Regions from separate parts of the Homo sapiens genome. Here region 1 is linked to region 2. A link is a loop called in an ENCODE intact Hi-C map of the cell type or tissue named here. Cell type or tissue: chondrocyte. All regions are shown on one strand. Links, peaks and the distances in the headings refer to the core of each region. The heading gives the core; the rest is flanking DNA. Region 1 overlaps URB1 (URB1 ribosome biogenesis factor). Region 2 overlaps CFAP298-TCP10L (CFAP298-TCP10L readthrough).

The links. Hi-C counts contacts between places; a loop is a spot of excess contacts. Peaks named below come from ENCODE experiments on the same cell type or tissue, not always from the same donor. Only the 100,000 strongest peaks of a DNase experiment are listed, where the experiment ranks them.
Region 1: it touches region 2 in a loop (2.8-fold over the local background); 3 of 110 quality-filtered maps call a loop at or near these places.

The regions. Positions count from the first base shown.
Region 1 is chr21:32,337,500-32,341,890 of GRCh38, reverse strand. URB1 (URB1 ribosome biogenesis factor) reads left to right here. Exons shown (of 39, transcript NM_014825.3): 25 at 367-425; 26 at 2,991-3,184; 27 at 4,377-4,391. Among named protein-coding and RNA genes, the nearest start is that of MRAP-AS1, 31 kb to the right of the region's middle. In chondrocyte, for the core only: CTCF peaks have their summits at 1,847 and 2,047; no DNase peak of the experiment used is centred there.
Region 2 is chr21:32,598,618-32,603,008 of GRCh38, reverse strand. All of the region lies in intron 5 of CFAP298-TCP10L (CFAP298-TCP10L readthrough), which reads left to right. CFAP298 (cilia and flagella associated protein 298) reads left to right here. Exons shown (of 7, transcript NM_021254.4): 6 at 642-737; 7 at 1,036-3,655. The coding sequence ends at 1,146. Among named protein-coding and RNA genes, the nearest start is that of CFAP298, 12 kb to the left of the region's middle. In chondrocyte, for the core only: CTCF peaks have their summits at 1,611 and 1,816 (motif pointing right); no DNase peak of the experiment used is centred there.

The sequences.
Region 1 (4,391 bases), core at 231-4,230, 260 kb after region 2:
TCTTGGTTCTGCTCTCTGCCCCTGTAAGTTTGAGCTATCACATGCTTGTCAAGAATTGTGCAAACAAGAGTAACTGCTCAGTGATTTTTCCCACGCACATTAATAAATTTGTATGCCTATTCTATTAAAAAAAAATAATCATTGCACAGAGAGTCCAGAACAGAGCAGCTGCTGGGTTGAATCACAAGTGTCAGAGCAGAAGGGGACACCAGCGCTCCTCTTTTCAACCCTTTGATCATGGGTTTTACAGAGGAGGTAGTCAGGCCATGGAGGCAGATGCCTTTCTGAAGGCTCTGCAGCTGGGGCCTTTTAGTATTTTGTAGACTGAGATGTTTCATGTGTTTTTCTTACTTATTTTATTCATAGCATGCACTTAATGAAGTTGATCCTGGTGACTGGCAGAAATTCGTGAAGAAGGGACTCAAGTAAGTTGATTTTATTTTCTTGGTGCCCTTCGGTAAAGGTGTGAATGTCGTTCAGCATGCAAAGCCTCTTTTATAGCTTGTTATTAGCATAATCCACGTGGTGGAGCCGATGTCACCTCGTTTTTAGAGATAGAAGTTGGAGAAGTTAAATGATTTGCCTCTTGACACAGGGTGCTTCTGATGATGAGAGAAGCAGTCTTTTAAAAGAACTATTTAAAGAAATACAGAAATGTGCAGAGAATAATAGTAGCCCCCACATTTAATACATGCTGACAGTTTTCTGTGTTTGTCCTGTTTCTTTCTCATCCCTCTGTAACCAAAGGTCAACACTCTTCTGAGGTTCTGCTTTGTCTCGTCAGTATCTTATTTTGTATTTTCATACACTGAGTGTTAGTATGTTGTTAAACAGTATTATTTAGCGTGTTTAACATTTTACACTAATGTATCATTCTTTTTTTTTTAATGTATCATTCTTTATACATCCTTTTGTTCACTGAGATGTTTCTAATTTACCCGTACTGATACTTGTAGATCTAAGTCATTCATTTTTACTGCTGTAGAATATTCGGTCTTTTGACTATATTCCAGATTACTTAGCCAGTCCTCTACTGACAAATGTCTAGGCTGTTCTCCCTATTCTCCCCTTTACATCACATCTCTCTCTCCCTCCCTCTCTGTTTTTCTCTTTCTCTGTCTCATTCTCTCATTCTCTCCCATTATAGTCTTACAGTCTCTATCATGTCTCTTGGGGTGGATTGGGGACTTACTAGCTTTTAGTGTGGGTGCATCTTCAGTTCTAGATGCTCAAACTGCTCTCCAAAGTTGTTGAGCAAATTTTTTGTTTTTGTTTTTGAGACAGAGTTTTGCTCATGTTGCCCAGACTGGAGTACAATGGTGTGATCTCGGCTTACTGCAGCATCTGTCTCCCAGGTTCAAGTGATTCTCCTGCCTCGGCCTCCCAAGTAGCTGAGTCCACAGGCACGCACCACCATGCTCGGCTAATTTTTTGTATTTTTAGTAGAGACGTGGTTTCACCATGTTGGGCAGGCTGGTCTCGAACTCCTGACCTCAGGTAATCCACCTGCCTCGGCCTCCCAAAGTGCTGGGATTACAGGCGTAAGCCACTGTGCCCGGCCAGCGAATTTGCACTCCCAACAGAGTGTGTGTCAGCGTTCATTTTCCCTTAACATCCTTCCTGACCCTTGATACATTCCAGCTCTTCAGTTTGGGGCAATCAGATAGTCATGCATTATTTTCATTTCCCTGACCATCCCATGAACTTGAAACAGAGAAAAGTATTTCACACAAGAGGAGAGAGAGAAGTGAGAGTGGGTGCCAGGTTAATGACAACTATAGGTTACCATCACAGAATTATGATATTTCTTTCCATCTTAGGTTAAAGTTATTCGTATAGGACTGAAAAACACTTTCTTTAGAGCGTGTTGCTTTCCTTTCCTTAGTGGGTTTTGAAGGGATTTAGGACATAGAAGGCTTCTGAACCATTTGATGGAAGTTCTGAGTAGAGGAGAGTGAGGAAGGAGGGAGGCCGGGCAAGGTGACCTGGGAGGCACTAAGTTGCCTCTTTCTCAGGCGCAGCTGTTCTCATGCCTCCTGGCGTTTCCACTAAGCAGGAAGTTCTTTTGGTGTTTGAGTCATAAAGAAAACAAATGCACTGGGCTGGGCTCAGTGGCTCACGCCTGTAATCCCAGCACTTTGGGAGGCTGAGGCGGGCGGATCACGAGGTCAGAAGATCGAGACCATCCTGGCTAACACAGTGAAACCCCGTCTCTACTAAAAATATGAAAAAATTAGCCAGGTGTGGTGGTGGGCGCCTATAGTCCCAGCTACTCTGAAGGCTGAGGCAGGAGAATGGTGTGAACCCGGGAGGCGGAGCTTGCAGTGAGCCAAGATCATGCCACTGCACTCCAGCCTAGGCGACAGAGCGAGACTCCGTCTCAAAAAAAAAAAAAAGAAAAAAAAAAGAAAATAAATGCACTGCATCCCTCCCTTGTTTTGAGAAGTGCTCCCTGTGTCAGTGGACAGACAAGACTGTGATAGAGCTATGCAGTGCCGTGTCAGTGGTAGAGCCTGGATGGTGGGTATAGGGTATTTGCTGCAAAATTCTCAACTTGGTGTTGTTTGAACATTTTCTTAATAAAATACTGAGAAAATGGCCGGGCGCAGTGGCTCATGCCTGTAATCCCTGCACTTTGGGAGGCCGAGGTGGGCAGCTCACCTGAGGTCAGGAATTCAAGCCCAACCTGGCCAACATGGTGAAGTCACGTCTCTACTAAAAATACAAAATTAGCCAGGCGTGGTGGTGCATGCCTTTAATCCCAGTTACTCTGGAGGCTGAGGCAGGAGAATCACTTGCACTTGGGAGGCAGAGGCTGCAGTGAGCTGAGATTGCACCACTGTACTCCAGCCTGGGCAATAGAATGAATGAGACTCCATCTCAAAAATAAATAAATAAATAAAATACTGAGAAAAAGAATCTTTATTGTTTCCTGTAAAATAAATTTTCCTTTTAGCAAAGCTCTTTTCCCTTTGACTCTCGCCGCCTAGATTTCGGTACCAGGACCACACATTTTTAAAGATGCTCCTCACCGCCGTACAGCTCCTGTACAGCCCAGAAAGCTCCGTGCGCACGAAGCTCATCCAGCTCCCGGTGGTCTACGTGATGCTCATGCAGCACTCGCTGTTTCTGCCGACTCTACTGACGTCTGACGGAGAGGAGAGCCCGGACAGCCAAGTAAAAGGTGACCCCTCACCCCAGCCCTTCCATTCCGTATCCAGATTTTATCTCCTGATTTCCTTACACTGGCTGCACTGAGGCTCATCTCCCTCCGGCTCTCGGAGCTAAGGAAGCATTGCCAAGACAGTGTCAGAATGTTTTATTTCTGTCAAATCCAGGGTGAAGAAATGTCTCCTCTGACTTGTGGTCAAACAGCAAATACAAACCTGTTTTCAAGGCCTTAACTGGCTTACAGAAGTTGTGTTTGAGATCTTAGTGCCGTTATCATGGGCTCATGTTAAAATCTGGGATCGAGGGGAAGTCACGCGTGGGAAAAAAGTGTGGGTGTCTAACCTGAGAGAAATTGATTAGTTGCATGAAATTTCTGCTTGGGAAGATTGAAACTTTTATCAAGGGAAAACGGTTGGAACTTGCCCATTGACAGTTCAGTGGTAAAGAACTTCAAAAGCCTAAGTTTAGGCTCCATCCCTAATTCAGTAAGGATTCACTTTAGTGCTCACAGGTCGGATGTCAGAGAAGATAATCCGAGGGTTCCTGCCCTCCTGACGCCACGCTCTGTTTAGACAGATAAAATTCACACCCGGAAGTATTAGCAATCACCACAGGGTCAGACTGTAATAAACTGCTATTAATAAGTCGAAGACAGCCATTAGCCACATCACTGGTATGGGTAGTAGAAAAACTAAAAGGGCTCCACCATTCAATTCAGGCAAGAGTAGACAGAGTAGAGGCTTTGGTAGCACAGTCATGGGGAAAACATGCCTGGATTGAAAATCTGTATTGGCTTAACATTTGGGAGGGGGAATGCGCAGGGACTGAATTCAGCCTTGTCAAAGGCCTAGGAAGAAAGGTGACTGTGGAGATGTCTTAATTGAAAAACACGTGGGGGGCTGGGCGCGGTGGCTCATGCCTCTGATCCCAGCACTTTGGGATGCCAAGGAGGATTGCTTGAGCTAAGGAGTTCAGCCTGGGCAACATAGCACGACCTCATCTCAAAAAAAAAAAGAAAAAAAGAAAAGAAAATAATAATAACAAAAAAATAAGCGGGGAAGGGATTAGATGGCAGTCCAAACACCAGTATTATTCAGAGGAGGAGATTTCCAGCATTTCAATGTTGCCTGGAAGGCTCTCTCCTCTTCTGGTATTCAGTGTGTCTGCCCCACCATGCCATGTGTTTCAGGGTTGTTTTCTTGCAGAAGCGCTGGTGGACC
Region 2 (4,391 bases), core at 242-4,241:
CACCAACAAAAACTGGAAGAAAATATGGATTGAGTACCAATATCTAGAGTTTGTTTTAATATGTGGGGGAGAGGAAATATACTATGTTAATTTCAAGCGTAAAAATAGGGCTGCAAGTAAACAGATATGTTCCTTGAAATGTAAAATTTCGCCCGTCACTGATTTCAGGCTTTTTCAAACTGCTGATGCTGTGTACAGGAGGGGGAGGAGGAAAGGTTCGAGACCTTTGAAGGACATCGTGTAGCGCTGTAACCTGAGGGGCCGCCTTGGTTTTGTGGGTGCTCCTACGTCACTAGGCTGTGATTTTGGGGAAATGGGGCCCTCCACCTTATGTAGATCCAGAGTCCGTGGCTCTGAGCATCCTCCCTTTCCCACTGGACCTGCCTGCAGTGTCTGCCTTGGGAATGGTCAAGACAGAGATGGTATCGTGCAGCCTCTGGTCTCCACACAGTGAGAGTCCAGGGCTCAGGGCTGCTCAAGACCAAGGCTTCCCTTGATGCTTCACTTCGGGTGATCAGACATGGGGGACCTGTTTATCTTTAGTAGCCGGCAAAGGCAATCGTAAAACATTTGTTGTAACTTCAGGATTGTCACTCTAAGAACACCTTAATCCACAATTTGCTCTGCTCTCCTCTTTGCAGAGGGGACAGGGAGCTCCAGCCCGAGAGCCTATTATTAGCAGTGAGGAGCAGAAGCAGCTGATGCTGTACTATCACAGAAGACAAGAGGAGCTCAAGGTAGCAGGGGACAGATGGGCTTTCTGCAGTGCTGGCGCCCACACATAGCCTGTGTGCCTTACCTGGGGCTGCTGGGGAGCAGTGAGCTCTGCAGAATGCCGGGGAGGGGTCTTTCTAGAGCTTCTGTCTGCAGGTCTGTCGGGGTCCTGCCAGGTGTCCCCTGGTGTTAGACATGGCAGTATCCTGCTCCTAGAGGGCAGGGAGAGGGGGAGGTCAGTCATGGACTCTTTCTTCAGTCTCTTTATGTGCAAAACACTTTCCTGAAATGCCTGCCTGAATAAAACATACTTATTTCCAGAGATTGGAAGAAAATGATGATGATGCCTATTTAAACTCACCATGGGCGGATAACACTGCTTTGAAAAGACATTTTCATGGAGTGAAAGACATAAAGTGGAGACCAAGATGAAGTTCACCAGCTGATGACACTTCCAAAGAGATTAGCTCACCTTTCTCCTAGGCAATTATAATTTAAAAAAAAAAAAAAGGCCACTTACTGCCCTCTGTAAAAGATGTTAACATTTCTAGTTTTCTTTTAGTGTGAATTTTTAAAATAGCAGTTATTCAAGGTTTTAGAACTTAATAAATACCTAGTCAGAAGAAAATGTGTAAATCGTTTTTGTTTCAGGACTATTTAGTATGTCATGGTTTTCTTTGATAAAATACTAAACTTTTGGCCGGGCGCGGTGGCTCACGCCTGTAATCCCAGCACTTTGGGAGGCCGAGGCAGGCAGATCACGAGGTCAGGAGATCAAGACCATCCAGGCTAACACGGTGAAACCCCGTCTCTACTAAAAATACAAAAAATTAGCCGGGCATGGTGGCAGGCGCCTGTAGTCCCAGCTACTCGGGAGGCTGAGGCAGGAGAATGGCGTGAACCCGGGAGGTGGAGCTTACAGTGAGCCAAGATCACTGCCACTGCACTCTATCCTGGGCAACAGAGCGAAACTCTTGTCTCAAAAAAAAAAAAAAAAAAAAAAAAAGCTACACTTTTTTTTCTTCCTGATTGTTTTATATTCTCATGATAACTGGTTTATTGGAGGAAAGCTGATGACTGGCAGTGACCACTAGTGACCACTAGATGCCGCCAGGCACTCAGCATGCTTTTTCTCCTGGCCCTCTAGATCTATTGGAAGCTGAACTCCCAGCCTTGCTGGAGAGACTTCTCTAACCCTGCTGCGGGGTCTAACTGTAGCCTTCTTTAACCCTGCTGCGGGGTCTAACTGTAGCCTTCTTTAACCCTGCTGCGGGGTCTAACTGTAGCCAGGCGTTGCCTGGCCTTGAAGGTGAAGTTTGCCTCCTGGTTGGTGCCTCTCTGGCCTTGTATTCTGGGAGCGAAAGCTACAACCATGATGAAGGTTGAGTAGCAAACTCATCTGACTTTGAAACTTAAATTCTTCTGGAGTTTCTCAGCTTCTCAAGTCTCCTTCATGAGAATAGATCCTGAAAACAAATCCAGATCCCGGTAGAGGGTGATGATTTCTCCCTATGGATGCGGGGTCTGATTCTAGGCCAGCTTCGTACGCAGCTCAGTGACCAACCACGGGATGGATGGGATCACTATCATCCTAACTGAGTATCTAGGACACCATTGAGTTTAAAGACTCCAACTCATCATCACTGTAAACCATCCAAGTATCCTGCAAACCCTGGCACTTTAGCATCTGAAAGACACCTGCCAGACTGCCTGTGGCAGTCCCTCATGCTTGACTTTTGGTGCCTAGGGTCCTGTTCTCCTGGTTAGAGGGAACTTGGTGTGCTCACACTGAGGGAAAGTGAAGGACGCGGGGCATCTTCCTGCCCTGGCCTTCCTGCCTTGGTGCCTGCGCTCCCCACCATCCTGCAAAGAGGAACCCTGGGAGTGAGTGGAGGTGGCAGGGGTTTGGTTCCTGCCTGCTGCCAGGCGGCCTTGCCCAGGGGGTGGGTCCCAGACCTGAGAGCAAAGCGCTGTTCTCTGAAGTGCTTTGTAGCTGACTGCATCTTGTGCCTTACTCTTTTGGTTGATTTTCAAATTTTGTAAAAGCAAATTTGCATCTATTTTCTCTTTTACTTGGTTATAGTTTTAAATGTCTCTATGAAAGGGTTTTGACCTTGGATGATGTAGTATATGCAATAAGATGCTGTGATTTTATTTCAGGAGCATCCTGTCTTTGTCAGTGTATAGTTCGTGTGTGTTAAATTCATGCTCAGACTTGTAAGAAACAGTTAACCAAGCCATGTGATCATAGTAGCTCTTTTCAGGGAACTACTACTTCAATATCATTAGAAAGTCTTACTGAGCCTGCAGTAGGAATACTCTTTTGGCCGTGATAGTTATCCCATTGCTTCATGTAATCAGCAGAACTTACTAACCAAAAAGTCACTCACGCATGACACTACACTCCTTAAATACCCATGCGAGAAGAACCATCCTCTCTCCCTGCCCTTGTCTGCCTCAAAAGCCTCTCTGAGCTTGGTGTGTTTGGGTGCAGCAGATCTCAGGAAGTACGTGAGTAGCTTATTTGCAAGCCATCTGTGACGGCGGGGGGCAGGTGGTGCCCGCTGTGGCACCGTGCTGTGTGTGTTCCCTTTGCATCCACTTGCTGACTCACCCAAGGTCACAGGTAGCTAGTGGTGGTAGGACCACAGGGTCACGTCCAGGAACTTTCCCAGGATTTCCCAAGAAATCAATTTATCAACAAAAGTAATCTTGCCAGTGTTAGACCACTGATCAGCTTAAGTCTGTGGTCTTGTTGTTATTTTCTTCTTTTTTTAATCCAGTCCCTGTTTGAGTCAATATCAAAAGGAAACCAAGTGTCTGCTGTATGCACGGTGCCCATCTAGGTCTGTGGTTTTGTCCTTTGACATAACTTGTCTTCTTATGTGGTTCTTTCATGGAGACCAGGAATGCTAGTAATAAAATTTGATACCACCTAAAACCTTTTCGACCATCAAACTGACAGCATCAGGCAGTATTTCTGTCACAAGATTACCTCGTTCCTTGGCAACTGCTCTGCAAAGAGTGTGCCATCAAGCTTGAAATGAACTGCCACATACTTGGAGCACAGTAGCCTTGAGAGGGTCTGAGCTCACTAAATTCCCTTCCAAAGCCTCAGCAACCACCCCCTTGAAGAAGTGACCAGAGAGAGCTGCTTGCCCCGACCTCTTGCCGTTCCTTGCAAGATAGGAGTTGCCCCTCTACACTACCAAAAACCCACTGGCCCTGGACAGGGCTCAAGGAGAGAGGTGGCTGATTTCCAGGAGAAGTTCGATACTAGACATAACAGTAACGGCAGCTGGCATTATGGGGACTTTGCTATTTCCCAGACGGTTGTACTAAGCACTTTACCTATATATTCTTTTCGTTTATACCTAAAAACAGCCAAATTAGAAAGAAACTACTATTGTCATCTCACGAGTTAGGAAACCAAAGTCCAGAGGGATTAAATTGCCCAAGGTGAGGAGACTGTAATCCCAGCACTTTGGGAGGCCAAGGCGAGTGGATCACCTGAGGCCAGGAGTTCGAGACCAGCCTGGCCAACATGGTGCATGGTCTCTACTGAAAATATAAAAGTTAGCTGTGCATGGTGGTGTGTGCCTGTAATCTCAGCTACTCGGGAGGCTGAGGCAGGAGAATTGCTTGAACCCAGGAAGCAGAGGTTGTGGTAAGCCGAG